Regions from separate parts of the Homo sapiens genome. Here region 1 is linked to region 2. Evidence: chromatin loops called from intact Hi-C (ENCODE). Cell type or tissue: endothelial cell of umbilical vein. All regions are shown on one strand.

The links. Peaks named below come from ENCODE experiments on the same cell type or tissue, not always from the same donor. Only the 100,000 strongest peaks of a DNase experiment are listed, where the experiment ranks them.
Region 1: a loop joins it to region 2, with 7 times the contacts of the local background. A loop is called at or near these places in 10 of 110 quality-filtered maps.

What each region holds. Positions count from the first base shown.
Region 1 is chr5:38,779,601-38,787,600 of GRCh38, reverse strand. The region is part of intron 2 of OSMR-DT (OSMR divergent transcript); the gene reads left to right. LOC107986414 (a long non-coding RNA gene) reads right to left here and starts at 4,306. Exons shown (of 2, transcript XR_007058740.1): 1 at 4,077-4,306. In endothelial cell of umbilical vein, no CTCF peak of the experiment used is centred here; DNase peaks (open chromatin) are centred at 4,400 and 6,500; H3K27ac peaks cover 1,169 bases.
Region 2 is chr5:38,552,467-38,560,466 of GRCh38, reverse strand. LIFR (LIF receptor subunit alpha) reads left to right here and starts at 3,821. Exons shown (of 20, transcript NM_001127671.2): 1 at 3,821-4,133. LIFR-AS1 (LIFR antisense RNA 1) reads right to left here and starts at 3,681. Exons shown (of 9, transcript NR_103554.1): 1 at 1,290-3,681. It overlaps MIR3650 (microRNA 3650), which reads left to right and starts at 2,906; the gene lies at 2,906-2,965. RefSeq lists enhancers at 3,435-3,544, 2,897-3,680. In endothelial cell of umbilical vein, no CTCF peak of the experiment used is centred here; DNase peaks (open chromatin) are centred at 3,166 and 3,266; H3K4me3 peaks cover 2,717 bases; H3K27ac peaks cover 808 bases.

The DNA of each region.
Region 1 (8,000 bases), 230 kb before region 2:
TCCCACAATAGGTGGGAATTATGGGAGCTACAATTCAAGATGAGATTTGGGTGGGGCACAGCCAAACCATATCATTCCACACCTGGCCCCTCCCAAATTTCATGTCCTCACGTTTCAAAACCAATCATGCCTTCCCAACAATCCCCCAAAGTCTTAACCCATTTCAACATTAACTCAAAAGTCCACAGTCCAAAGTATAATCTGAGACAAGGCAAGTGCCTTCTGTCTGTGAGCCTGTAAAATCGAAAGCAAGTTAGTTACTTCCTAGATAAATGGGGATGCATGCATTGGGTAAATACACCCATTCCATATGGGAGAAACTGGCCAAAACAAAGGGGCTACAGGCCCCATGCAAGTCCAAAATCCAACACAGCAGTCAAATCTTAAAGCTCCAAAATGATCTCATTTGACTCCATGTCTCACATCCGGGTCACGCTGATGCAAGAGGTGGGTTCCCACGGTCTTGGGCAGCTCTGACCCTGATGGATTTTCAGGGTATAGCCTCCCTCCCAGCTGCTTTCATGGGCTGGCATTGAGCCTCTGTGGCATTTTCAGGCACGCAGTGCAAGCTGTTGGTGGATCTACCATTCTTGGGTCTGGAGGATGAAGGCCCTCTTCTCACAGCTCCACTAGGCAGTGCCCCAGTGGGGACTCACTGTGGAGGCTCCTACCCCACATTTCCCTTCCACACTGCCCTACAGAGGTTCTCCGTGAGGGTTCCACCCCTGCAGCCAACTTATGCCTGGACATCCAGGCATTTCCATGCATCCTCTGAAATCTAGGCAAGGGTTCCCAAACCTCAATTCTTGACTTCTGCACACTCACAAGCTCAACACCATGTGGAAGCTGCCAAGGCTTGGGTCTTGCACCCTCTGAAGTCATGGCTTGAAGTCATGGCTTGAGCTGTATCTTGGCCCCTTTTTGCCACAGCTGGAGCACCTGGGAGGCAGGGCCTCAAATCCCTAGGCTGCAAGAGTAGGAGGGCCTTGGGCCTGGCCTATGAAACCATTTTTTTCCTCCTAGGCCTCTGGGCCTGTAATGAGAGGGGCTGCTGTGAAGGTCTTTGACGCCCTGGAGACATTTTCCCCATTGTCTTGGTAAGTAACATTTGGCTCCTTGTTACTTTTGCAAATTTCTGCAGCCTGCTTGAATTTCTCCACAGAAAATGGGTTATTCTTTTCTATAGTATTGTCAGGCTGCAAATTTTCTGAACTTTTATGCTCTGCTTCCCTTTTAAACATAAGTTCCAATTCCAAACCATATCTTGGTGAATACATAAAACTGAATGCTTTTAACAGCACACAAGTCACCTCTTGAATGCTTTGCTGCTTAGAAATTTCTTCCACCAGTTGCCCTAAATCATCTCCCTCAAGTTCAAAGTTCCACAAATCTCTAGGGCAGGGTTAGAATACCACCAGTCTCTTTGCTAAATAACAGCAAGAGTCACCTTTGCTCTAGTTCCCAAAAAGTTCCTCATCTTCTTGTGAGACCACCTCAGCCTGGACTTTATTGTCCATATCACTATTAGCATTTTGGTCAAAGTCATTCAACAAGTCACTAGGAGGTTCCAAACTTTCCCACATCTCTCTGTCTTCTGAGCCCTCCAAACTGTTCCAACCTCTGCCTGTTACCAAGTTCCAAATCCACTTTCACATTTTTGGATATCTTTACAGAAGCACCCCACTACCTGGTGCCAATTAACTGTATTAGTCTGTTCTCATGCTACTAATAGAGACATACCTGAGACATGGTAATTTATAAAGGAAAGAGGTTTAATGGCCTCAAGTTCCATATGGCTGGGGAAGCCTCACAATCATGGTAGAAGGTGAAGAAAACCATCAGAAAACCTTTATAAAACCATCAGATCTTATTCACTATCCCAAGAACAGCATGGGAAAGACCCAACCCCATGATTCAATAATCCCCCACCAGGTCCCTCCCACGACTTGTGGGAATTATGGGAGCTACAAGATGAGATTTGGGTGGGGACACAGCCAAACCATATCAAAGGTATACCTCTATTATACCACTTTTGACCAATTATTTGTTTACAAAATGTTTTTCTACTAGAACATAAGTGCATTGAAGGCAGGGACACATTTTTGCTTTTTTAAAAACGTGTCCAAAGCCTAGCAAAGGATCTGAGACATGTAAGGTACTCCATCAATGGTAGTTGAATTAATCAATGAATGACTCAAACACTCAATTATTCCCATTGCCTATAGGAGGAAGTCTATTATTCAAAGCTTCTTACAAATCCTGTGTCTCACATTTCCCTAATGGATCTTCCTGTACATAGAACCAACTATCTATCCAACATATCTTGCATTCCCAGCCCTCTGCCCTCTTATTTATGCTATTCTTTTTGTCATGAATGTTATTTCTCTAGTCTTTCCACTTTAATATCATTTAAATAAATCTTTTTAAAAATATCTCATTTAAATCTCTCTTTTTAAGAACAAAATGCTCATAACATATTGCTCTGAATTCCTTAGTCTGTATATACACTAAGTTATATATAATATTATATATGTATATATAATCATGCATCATAGATACTTTATGCATATGTTCAAACCTTATGCATTTCAGATTGCCATGCTGTCTGTCATCTTCAAATCCTGTGCAGTGCCTATGGCAGTGCTATGCAAGTAGATGGCAATAAATGAAAACTTGCTAAATCAATGAGTGAGTGGCAGGTGACTGTCAGTTATGTGAGTGCAGGCTTCTTAGGAAGTCCTCTAATGCCATCCCAATCTCTCTAATAAAGTAAGTTAGGCTCAAAATACTACTTTTAAGGATTTATTCCTTTGGCTTCCTCTGAATTTATCCTCTTAGTCTCATTCTTAATTTTTATTATTCCAGGATGCTGGCAATGTTTTCCTCTTGATTCTTTAAAAGTAATGGTAGAACCAAATACCCTTCCTATGGTGGACATAAAGGGCTTCAAACATTGAATGAGGTCCTGCAACCAGAGGCCAGATTTCACATCGGTACACAGTGCCTTTTTAGGCACTCTTATAGAGATGACAGTTTTCATCTGTGATAAGATGAGGAGATAAATATGCGCAACTCTGTCAGTTGGTGCCTGCAGATTGTAAACGACAGTTCTCACAACAAATATCCACAGCTGTCCTATGATTTTTGGCCCCCACTTAATGTTGCATTTGCTCCAAAATAATTCTCCTTTGACCTGTTTAGGTTTAGCCTAGCCAAAAGGTACTTTAAACACAAACCAACCATTATTGGCCTTGTGAATGCAAGAGCCAATTCAAGCAAAATTATCAGTTTCCCAGGCTCTTTGGAAATTCCCTTGATGGTGAAGAGTAAAGTACATATCACCTATTGGGACTTTTGTAGGTTTTAGCTGAAGTCTCACCTTCAAAGGCCAATCCTGCCCTACCAAAATATTATAAATTCCAGACCCTGGATCGGAAGCCACCATCCTTAGAACACCTTCTAGTGTCTTTACAAACCCAAAGGCAACACCAACTGTCAATTTCCTATGAGGAGAAACATTCCCTTCCTCAAATTGTTTTCTCTTTGAACCTACCAGTTTTCAATCAATCATCTTTACGTTTAGGCGCATGTGTTTTTTGTAAACTCTTTCCACTTTGGAAAGCAGGCAAATGGCTTGCTCCTCTTCTCCTCAGCTCATCCCTGTATCAGCATAGCTAGCCTGACCCTAAAATCTGCCAACTTTGCAGATCCTTGTAGCAAAGAAGATATCAGAAACTGAAGAATACTGTCCTTCCTAAGCCCGGTCACTCTGTAGTGGTGAGCTGGGGATCTTGATCCAGGCAATATCTATTTCACAGAGAAATATGATTACTGAGTGAGGCTGAATGGGGACAGAGACTAGAAGTACGCATTTGTTGATTCAGCAAAGAAGACTCTGTCCTTCATAGAATATTCTCACCATCCTGGACTCCCTTTGCATCTTGCGAGGCTTACCTTTACCAATCACAGTCCACGGGGCTTTGTTATTCAGTCAGGCCTGTCAGTCTCATCCTGTCCCTGTGGAAAAGCAACTCAGCTGCACCACAAATGATTTTCAGTCCAGCCTAACATCTTACCAAATTTTCCAGCTGGATGGACAACAAGCCTCATGAGATTGAGAGATGTAACCCTGGGTTACAGAGTGAGTCAGTTACTCAGCTATGTTGTAAAATATGGGCCCATTCTGGCTTCCAGTACATCTCTCTAACCAGCAGACCACATAGTCCCTCTTCTGCAATAGGATCAGCTTGTCTGCAGAGAAATAGAATTAAGCTATTAGCAAGTGGTTTCTGCCTCTTGCAGAAGCACCAGCAACAATAGCCACTTCTACATAACGTTTTAAGAGAACTGTTTGTGTTGGCAGTGCTTCACTATATTACACATTCCTGCCACTTAATTGTCCTTGCAAAGATAAACAAAGACCTTCTGAAGCAGAGCTGGAAGCTCTATAACTCAGCCAACCAAATGTTTGTTAAATGGAGGAGGAAAAAAGGGGTTGGCTGTATATATTCAGCTGTACTCTGAAACCACACCATCTTGTCTACACAGTCAGCCATTTCCGGAACTTCTGTATCCCTCCCCTACTGCCTTCAATTCTGAGAGAAAGCTTAAAAATATTTTTTAATTCTTGATCTCATTATTATCAAACTACTTCCTCTGACCTTCAAAGCTGATTGGCAAGTTCAAAGCTCACACAAGGTTTAGTATCCACATTTTTGATGTTGCTCTTTAAACATAAAACTAATCATAGTGGATGTTGATGAAGATAGTGAACAAACTTTCAAATATCTTAGTTGACATTGGTAAAGGACCCCTATTAACTAAGAGCTTTGTGGGACATAGAACCAAACATGAGCTTCTCTTTTGATAAAGACAAGAAAAAAATTGTTGATACACAGTTTTTCTTCAACTCCTGTGTGCGGTTTCTGGCCCAAGAGCCAGGGCCAGATATGAAGGAAATTGAGTAAGTCAATTCCTGCCCACAATGAGTTAACAATCTAGCAGAATGGTGAAGTCATGAGTTTTAGAGGTGGCTGATACCTTTTTCATTGAGACAGAAAAATTACCCAGTGGCTTTCCTGGGTCTTTAGAAACATTGAAAATTAAGTCAGTTTCTGAAAGTCATATTTAGGGGTTGGGTGAGAGTAAGTGTGACATTCATTCTGGCCACACTGTATACTTCTGCAAGTAAGTTCATGTTTGTTATGCCCCATGTATTCTATTAATATCAGGAAACTCATCAACTGTGGGGAGGCCACTTTATGAATGTGGGTGTGTGTGAGAAGGAAATGGAAACTAAATCTCCCATCTGCAACTCTCAGCTGCTGATCTACTGATAGATATAAGAAGAAAATGCAAGGAAACTGGTTACTTTTAAATTACCTTTTATCATTGGATTGTTAGTAAACATGAATAAAATACAGGTGAGTATCCCTCATCCAAAATGTTCAAGACTAGAAGTTATTTCAGACTTTGGCTTTTTTTCAGATTTTGGAATATTTGCCTGTACATAATGAGATATCTTGGGGAAAGAATCCAAGTCTAAACACAAAATTCACTTGTTTTATATACACCTGGTACACATAGCCTGAAGGTAATTTTATATAAAATGTATGTACAATACAAAGTTTGTGTTATTTACATGTGAAATTTTCCACTTGTAGCATCATGTTGATGCTCAAAAAGTTGTGGATTTTGAAGCACTTTGAATTTCAAATTTTCAGATTAGGGACCTGAAAATAGCTAAAGTAGCTTAACCTGTGCTACTAAGCACAGGTTAAGAAGAAAATACGTTATAAGCTTTATGAATTAACTGAAGGAAAAAAGGGTGTCTTGAGGTGCAAAGGACCTAAGAGATGAACTGACCACTGCCTTTGCACGTGCTATTGCCTGTGTCTGGAACACCACCACTCTTTGCCTGGCTCACAGTTACTTTTTGTGTAGGTCTCAGTTTAAATGCCACCTCCTCGAGGAAGCCACCCTTAGTCCTTTCAAGTTCATACCCCTCCTGTGTGACCCCATATCCTTTCTCAGTCTCATAACACATAATTTATTGCATTTTGTTTGACATTACCCTACTCAGCACTGCTCAACATTGACCCAAGCTCTGTCAGAATAAAGACATTGTCTATTTCACATGTTTATGCCCAGAGACTAGCACACAGTAGGCTTATAATCAATATTTTTTTAAATGAAAGAACAAAATTATCTCTCTTCTTCATGAAAAGAAGGCAACAAGAAGTAGGTTTTAATAGTGCAGCTAGTAGAGGAGGGGCGAATTCATTTCCTATGGCTGGTATAACAAATTACTACAAACTGTGTGGCTTAAAAGATCAGAAATTTATTTTCTCACAGTTCTGGAGTCCAGGAGTCTGAAATCAGTATCCCTGGGTAGAATCAACACCAACACTAGGTGGTGTCCGCAGGGCTTCCCTGCCTCTGGATGCTCTTGGGGAGAATCTGTTTCTTGCCTCTTCCAGCTTCTAGTAGCTGCCAACATTCCTTGGCTTGTGGCCAAATCACTCCAAACTACAAAGTCAGCATCTCCAAATCTCTCTCTGCTCTGTCTTCACATTGCTTTGCCCTGCATGTATGTGTCAAATCTCCCTCTTCCTCTCTTTTAAGGATACATATGATTGTATTTAGGTCCCACTCAGATAAAATAGGATAATCTTCCTGTCTCAAGACCCTGAACTTAAGCAATATGCAAAGACTGCCTTATAAAATCCCATTCACAAGTTCCAGGAGGCTTAGAAAGAAAAAACATTTTCATGATGATAAAGGAGTTAGCAAGAAGAAGTAATTTGATAAAGAATAATACATTCATGCACTGCATATCAATGTTTCATTAAATGACAGACCACATATACAAGGGTGGTCCTATAAGATTATATTGGAGCTGAAAATTTCCTAATGCCTAGCAATTTTATAGGCATCATAATGTCATACCACAATTACTTTCTTTTTCATGAATTTAGTGAAGGCTAAGTGTATCATGTTTATAAAGTCTCCAGTAGTGTACAATAATATCCTAAGCCTTTACATTTATTCATCACTCACTCACTGACTCACCCAGGGCAACTTCCAGTCCTGCAAGCTCCATGCATGTTAAGTGCCCTGTATAGATGTAGCACTCTTTATCTCTTATACTGTATTTTTACTGTACCTTTCTATATTTAGATACACAAATACTTACCATTATGTTACAGTTGCCTCCAGTATTCTGCACAGCAAGATGCTGTACAGCTTTGTATCCTAGGAGCAATAGGCTATAACAGGTAGAGTAGGCCTGTGGTAGACTCTACTGTCTAGGTTTGTGTAAGTACACTCCATGATGCTCATACAATATCACCTAACAATGTTTCTCAGAACGCATTCCCTTCAGAAAGTGATGCATAATGGTATAACTGACAGAACGCTCAAAGCCTTTGAAAATGAAAAAGGCTTTGAAAGAGAAAATTAAAAAGAAGCTACAAAAACAGGAACCAAAATATTTCACTTGACAATCTAAAGAGGCAGACTCCATACCCCAATAGTTAAGAGCATAGGCACTGGAATCCAACTCCTGGTTAGAGTCTGGCTTCACCATACTCTGTCTGTATAACTTAGGGCAAGTTACTTAACTTTTCTGTGCTTCAATGTTTTCATCTTTAAAGTGGGGATAATAATAGTGCTTACTTCAGAGCATTGTGGTAAATGATTAATGACAACATATTAAGAGCTCGTAGAAGTGTTTGCTATTACCATTTTAAGAAAACCAGAAATCTACAAAAGAAGTGTGAATTTTTTAAAAAACAGAAGAAAGAAATAGCTGAAAGATATATATTGATAAGAAAAAAGGACTTTAAAATGATTAGCCAAGAAGAAAGGGTTAAAAAAACACATAAAAGATATAAGATATATATTTTAAAAAGCAAATTAAAAACATTTGCAACCACAATTTGAGGGGGAAAGAAGGTAAATATGTTGCATATCAGAAGAAAGACCAAGACTATAATTGA
Region 2 (8,000 bases):
AGCAGATACTATTTTTGATGGTCTTTGTCATATTTTTCATGTCTCTCAAATAGCATTCCAAACCACTTTGGGTAAAGAACATAAAATCTAGAGAAAATTATCTGATTACTCTCAAATGTCTTCATGTTACAGGGATATAATTAAAGTTTTGAATCTTGTCCAACACTGTGCTCAAAAATAAACCAATTTAAGTCTACATTTATCAGTCAGGCTTAAAATGAAAAAAAGTTTCACTCATTTCAATTATTCACCGGTTAATAAACTATGCTTAATTTGTAGAATGTTTTTTTTTTTGCTTCCAAAATTTATTCCAGGAACACAGCCATATCTTCTCCTGCTGACTGATAAACACTATATATATTAGATCACACATAGAGAAGCCTGTTTAAGGGTCAAGATGTAGGTGATTTAATGAAAAAACCACCATCAACTCAAGGTTGCTGTTTCTGTGAGTAATTGATCTGTTCAAAAAACAAAGCGTTTCATTTCCAGAACTTTCATTACAGGTGTGACTATGATTTTTGTTTCATTTAAACATTATTATATAATGATGCATTTCAAATGCAATAGCATTTACAAAAAAGAAAATAAATTATCAAAACAAAAACAGAAAGAAGAGCCAGTAGCTGGGAAGAAGATCACAGACGTTTAGCACAAAATAATTAACTAAGAAGTCAATTCTGCTTATCCAGCAAGTACTTACAGCTCAACATTTTGCTACTTCAGTCCCATTCAATTTTAGCTTGTGACAAAACCTACACTTTTACTTCAGTTTTGTGACTTACTCTGTTTCATTATTTTATTTATTCAACAAACACTTATGGAGATAAGGCTCGTTGTATTATGCAATATAAGCATCAAACAAAGTACGTTCTTGTTCTGATACTTATTTTGCAACACTTCATGAAATTGCAAAAAGTAAATATTATATAAATTAGAATTTACAACACAGACTGGTCTATGACAAAGTAAGTAAAAATAGTCTCAATCCATGAGACTTGAAATTGAGCTGAAATTCCTTCAGGAGTCCATATGGATTAATTCAGATTTTTATACAACAGATAAGAAAAATTTATTCTTGACAGCACAGACAGCAGTCAGGTGCCCCAAGCTGGGTTATGGCCTGGTCAAATATTGCTAACATATTTTTAAAGCTCTTGCTTTGTTACAGAAACTCCGTTTTTCCTCACGAAACAGTGCGTATACCGCAACTCTTCAAATTGTACCTCAGTATGGTGTAAGGAATGTGGTGTTCCTTAGAAGCTGTGGCAAATCCCTAAATTTCTTACCTGTAAAATGGGTATACATGGAAGGCAGGTCTTCTGTGAAGCTCACACAGCATAAACTTTCGGGCATCTTCTCTAGGCCTCCATCCCAGGCCTTGGCAGGAGCCTTGGCGATACATTCACCTGGTCATATGTTTATGTACAATTTGCAAAAGCAATATATTGTCACCACAATTAGCTGAGACTGAGGTCTCTTTCCACTAGGACTTTCCCTCTGCCATTTTCCCTTCTATTGGGTGGTGCTAGGGCAGCCTGGACATGCTGTGGGATAGGGTCAGGCTTTGTGTTCCTACCCAAACCTCATCTTGAATTGTAATCCTCACTTGTTAGGGAGAGAAATGACTTGATTATGGGGACAGTTTTCCCGTGTTGTTCTCGTGATAGTAACTGAATTCTCACGCGATCTGACGGTTTTGTGTTTGGCAAGTTCCTCCGCTCACAATTCTTTCCGCTTCCTTGTGAAGAAGGTACTTGCTTCTCCTTCCACCACGATTGTTAAGTTTCCTGAGGTCTCCCCAGCCATGTGGAACTGTGAGTCAATTAAACCTCTTTCCTTTATAAATTACCCAGTCTCGCGCAGTTCTTTATAGCAGTGTGAGAACGGACTAATACACAGTATTTGCTTTTTCTTTAAGAGGACCACCCAAATTGCATAAATTGCAGGCCCCACAAAACCTGCATTACCCCCTAAGTGTGAGAATAGTACCTATTTCACAGGTGTGCTGTGAGGATTAAGAGGTAATGGACACATGGTGTGTATCAGGTGGATGTTAGCCATTATCACTACTCTGAATCTCCATCTTTCTATTATAGCAAGGCCACAGAAATGAGCATTTTATGTAATATTCTTAAAACTAAATTCTTCTCATGGAATGGGATTTTTCAACCCCAGGCAACAGGGCCACATCATGTTTTTCTTGGGCTCTAGGCCTTTTTGCCTTCGTTGAGCCCCTTACTCCATTAAAATATATATACATATACACACACACATATATACATACATTTTAAGATTGTATTAGCACAAAAACAAATATATTAATATATATTAAAATACTTTCTTAAACCTAAATTTTTTTTCCTTCTGATTTGAAAAGAAATTAAAATATTTTTTGTGGGCCTCTAAAAATATTGTGGACCTTAGGCACTGTGCCTAATGGAAAAGACAGTGACAGGATTGTGCAATATGAATAATGATAAATTTCCCAAACCATCAAGGACTCAAGAATAAGGGTAAACATCTTAAATGGGGTTGGTTTCGAGTACTTATAATAGAAAAATGTTATCCAAACAAGGTCTTAGGGGTAACAGGAGGCGTTTTTAGTGTTCAAAATACGCACATGGATGGAGTTGGCCATTAGGACGCTAATAGCGACCGTATCTAGCTGTGAAATACATATTTTTGTTTTGGGAGTCTACTTTTCAGTAAATGTCCTTTCAGGTGTTTTGTTGCCCATTTAATTACATGATCAACAAGGAAGAGTTATTTTACAAAACAAGCTTCATTTTGCCAATTTATAAATTGCTTTGGAGTTTCATCGAAAGGTCTTTAAAAAACACGTTGGCCTTGGTGCTGGTGCATCACATAAATCACAGATGAAACAAACAAGCCTGTTTCCTACTCAAGGTGTGTCTGTAGAGTCCTGACTGCGTGCCAGGGGCTCTGTCTGGCACATTTCTGAACTTTGCAAAATTAATTGTGCCGAAGAGAACACCATCAAACGCGTCCGGCATACAGCGTAAACATCTTCAGACCGTGATTCTGCGCCATCAAACGCTCTCCAGCTAATTTCATTTGGTGATTACTCTGCTAGAAAACCGAGGCCAAGTGAAACTGCGGAAATGGGAACAATGTACGGAGGAAAAATCTCACCCCATTAAGAGATCCGTTTCTTCTCCGCACAAATAAGCCCACCCCGCCTCCGAGGCAAGACTAGATGGCTCCAGGATACTCTCGGCGCGCCCGCTGGCCATCTCGGGCAGGGGAGCCCCACACCCGGCAGGAGGACCAGGACGCGAGCGGCGGCGCCTCGGCCCTGGGCTGTTTAGGTAATTCGCAAAGTCCCAACAATCATCCCCCTCTCCCAGAAGCTGGTTTTCTTGTGTGCAGTGGTTACAGAGGCGGCGAAAACACGGTTCCCCGCTTTCCTCTCCTCAAGGCACTGTTTGCAGCGGCAGCAGCGGCCGCATTCGGGGAGGCGCGGTCCTCCCCGCAGAGCCGTCGCGCACTCGGCCTTTCTCGAGGATTTGCCTGGGCTCGGCCGCCTCGCTCTCCCCTGCGCTTCCATGACCTTCTGAGAGCGGCCTCACCACCGGAGGCTCGGAGGAAGCACCACCCTCGGCGTCCGGGGCCCGTCGCGCGGCCGCGTTCCTCCGACTCCTTGGAGCACCCGCGCGCGCGGGCGCGCGGCCGGGGATCGGCGGGGGCGCGCGGGTTGGGGCGGGGCCGGGGCCGGGGGCAGGGGCGGGTCAGGGGCGGGGCCGGGCCCGCTGCGCCCCCAGCCGAGCGGCGTGCAGGCGCCGCCCCCGCGCGCCGCAGTCCCGGCTGGAGCGACTCGGCCGTGGCGGTGGCCGTTACCGTTGCCTCTGGGAGGCTCTGGCGGCGGCGGCGGCCCGCGGGGTTCGCGGAGCGCAGCGGGCCGCCCTTCGCCCGTGGCCGCCTCAAGCAGCCTCGCGCCGACACAGGGGAGGCGAGACGGCGGCTGCGGAGGCGGCGGCGCATTGTGCCCGGCCCCCTCCTTGGCGGCTCCTGCCCCCGGGCGGCTGTGGGATCTGGGCAGCCCCGGGGCGGCGGCCGAGGCTACAGAGCCGGCGGCAGGGGATGGCAAGATAGCGGCGCGGGAGCGTACCGTGAGTCCTGGGGGCGGGTGGGCGCGGCGCGGAGCAGGGGAGCCGCGGAGCCCCGAGCGGGGTCCCCAGGGGCGGCCCGGGCGGGGTGGGGCAGCGCTCCCAGCTCTGCGGAGCGTCCTAGGGGAGTGACCCCGGAGAGCGCCGCTCCGGGTCCCGCCGCTCTCCGCGCGCCCTTGGGTCACCCTCGTGTCCTGGGGGACGCGGACTCCAGCGCCCAGAACTTCTGCCCCACGCAGGGCAGTGAGTTCTGAGGCCAGAGGTTACCTGGGGGATGGGAGGGAGCTTGAAATGTTTTTCCTTCGGAGAGGTGACCTGCCAGGTGATTTCGTGCCCCTCTGCTTCAACTCCCCTTTAAACCTGTTCCTCGTCCTTTCTGTATCCGTAGTGCATTTGACTTACCTGTATTTTTATGTGCTAACTTCCGAAGGTGGTGTACTGGTTAAACCCAAAGTTAAAGTGTTGGAGGTCAAAGTTAGGCTTTGTGAAAGATGCCATTTCTGTTATGTTGTGTAAAAGCACAAAGCTGGATTCAGGAGTTCTGAGCGACACAAAACTGCACATCACGTGTTCTGAATTTACATGATTAATCTGAATTAATGTGATTTTTGCCCCCCACCCCCCACATTCCGCTACCAAAAATATATGAGGTCTTTTATTTGCAGTTGGGTATCTTTGTGTTCCTTTTTGAATGTTTAATGCAGTCAAATATTGTTATAACCTGTATTGTTATTGAGTGGCATTTATATGGAAATCGGTTCTTTGCATTTCTTTTTATGTGTCTTTAAAAGATACATTCTTTCAACAGAAAAGTTTCAGTTTAAAGTTTGTCTTCCGATTCCTGTTCAGTTTCAGATTAGTTTTTAATTTTAAAAAGTATTTGCTTGAAGTAAGATTAATGTGATATAGTAGTATCGTTTAGGCAGGGGTCCAGAAATGGTACAGAAATTAAATTTAAGGCAAACCTTTCCTTTTCACAAGTGGAAAAACCAAGGAGTTTTTTCAGCGCGAATGCTACTTGCCCTTCCCCTTACATGATTATTTTGTCACAGATCTGAAATTACATTTCACTGTTACCAGAGAGTTTCTTGTCTAAGCCTGGCAGAGAAAAGGAAGCCTAAGTATAATGTGTTTTTTAAAAACACGAGACCATTCTTTTAGTTGTCTTCTACGTTGACTTTATGCTTTATAGTCGGGGGCAACTGTTCATTTGGAAACTTCATTAGGGAGTTAGTTGCAAGCTCAATTTAAATATATGATGTGTTCCCAAGGTGATCGGAGCAGCTATTTCCTCTTCAAGAATTGAATTGAGACTTCTTTGCTTTGTAATAGGTGAGTGAGATCACTAGCAAGCCTCTTGATTAGTGGAGACTTGTATTCTCTTCTGGGGAATGAGAATCAGGGACTCTGCTGTTGAAGGAGCAAAACTTTTGTGATTTTTGAAAAATTTGCTTCTGAATGGTCATCCTTGACAAATATGTTGGTAATAGTGTGCATTTTTCTTACATTAATTGTGCAGCAGGTAATCTATTCACACTGGAGAAGATTCAATAGATATAAAAGATACGGAGTATACCTCTCTCCCATCATGTTCCACAGCTACTGGCTCCTTGTGTATGTCTTTCCAGACATAGCCTATGCTCATGTAAACATTCTGTACGTGTTCTTTTTGTTTGTATTCCTAAAGATGAGGACCCATTGTATACTGTGCACCAGCTCCCCCTGCCCCGCTTCCCTCCCCAGAGTACTAAATCATGGCAGTCTCCATTGGTATCTAAGAGAATCTGCCTCATTCTCTAACAGCTGCTGAGTACTCCATTAGGGATGGACCATAATTTATTTAATCTCTTCATTGTGATATATGTAGGTTGTTTCTAATAATTTGCTATGAAATTGTAAAGCATTAGTTTTTGAGGTTTTTAAGTGGATTTGGTTATTCCCAAAGGCCTAAAGGCAGTAGTCATTTGTTTCTTTATATCACCTTCCAGGAAATAAGTGTGCCTTCTCCCCAGCATACACTGTTTGCTTCTATATAACTTCACAGTAATCCATAAGAGTCTTTGGCATCTTTGCTGTGAAGTGGGAGCCATGATGGTCAGTAACTAAAGTCATTATTCCTTGGGTAACAACTTGGCTCTTTGTTTTAACAAAAGAAAAGAAGGAACAGATACACATTTTAAAGAATAATCTGAGGAAAAATTCTTAAGTGTTTAAATATTTTTGAACGTAGAGAGGCAGCTTGTACCTTTGATTAAATTGAAGATGAGGGTAGTTTATGTTTCATAAAATTCGGTTGCCATTAGGCACTCAAATCCCTGCCTTCTGTAGATTATCACCAGTATCTTATATTTTAATGTTAGTATAATATGGTTACAGATTTTACAGTTTATGATGGGGTTAATAACTTTTAAGGGGATGGATGCTTTTAAAACATACTTAGCTCTTGCTTTTCTTTAAAACAAAAAAATTGGGGTCTCGTCAGCATGCTCTTGAAAAAGAATAAATTGTAAAAGTAATGCTAATGCTAGAAATTGAGCCTAATACATTATAAAGCTTGAACATTAGCCAATGTTGAGCTTCAGTATTTTCATTATGCTTATTTTTGAGGGCTTTTAGGACTAGTGTAAGCTATCATAATCTTTTAAAATATATACATACATATAATATATATATATATATATATATATATATATATATATATATATATATATATAGTTTAAATGGTCCAAACTCCTCTTAGAATTTAAGGCATTCTCTTGCCTTTTATTTGGTACTGTTGTGATACAAAACTGCTAACGTTGTCTGTATTTTTTCTGAAATAGGTGTTTATTGGGCATCTGTTAATATTCCAGACAACTTTCTAGGGACTAAATTATGGCACTGCACAGGACAGACAGACCCTGCTATAATCTCAGCGAAGGAGATGGATAAGAAGCAAAGATACAATAAGTGATGGTGACTAGATAGTGCTAAGTGCTGTGAAAGAAAGCAATCAGGGTTGCATGGCAGAATGGGACAGGATGTGGGCTGCTGTTTTACATCAAGTGGCCTGAGAAGCCTCTCTGGGGTGGAGGGGTCTGAGCTGAGAGTTGAATGAGGGGGAAGAAGCCTATGATTTTGGAGATCTGAAAGAAGAGTGGCTTAGGCAGAGGGAAGGGCAAGTGCAAAGGCCCTGGAGCAGGACTGAGCCTTGCATACCTGAGGGACAGAGGACCACCTCTGTGGCTGGAGTTGGTGAAAGGAAAGGAGAGAGCTGCAGGCAGAAGAAGAGTGGGCTGGGGTTGGTGCCCATATGTGTTGCATGTCAAGAAATGTTTACAGACGTGGGAAAGATGTGAGTGGTGGAGTTCCTCTATAGGCTGGAAGCTCCAGGGGGCTAGCAACACATCTGCTTGTTACCCATTGCATTTGCAGCACCAGGAACCACCTTCATCACATAGTGGGCTATGAATAGTTATTGAGTAAATGAATAATTAGAGAATTTACGAAATAATCTTACCTGCTTTTGGTCAAAATACTTAGATTCGGGAGTCTTTTAGTTTTCCAGCTTGGCTCTGGCCTTTGACATCAGCCAATCGGTTATACTGTTATCACTTTTCTTTCAAATTATCACTTTTGTCAAACTGTTGCTTTAAGTCAATTACACTTGACTGCTCTTCCATGAAATTCAAGTGTAAAACCTTAAAAACAAACCTTTTCAGTAAATTATAGTGATTTATGAGAGATTTTCAGAAAGGTGAGCATTTTTATCTTTTATTTCCGTGGAATAGCCATTTGTATAAGTGTAAGAGTTCAAAGATGCCTTTTGTGTGTGGGTGTGTGTATTGAATGTTTTAATTCTTTGGGCCAGATGACAGACTAATGAGTAGA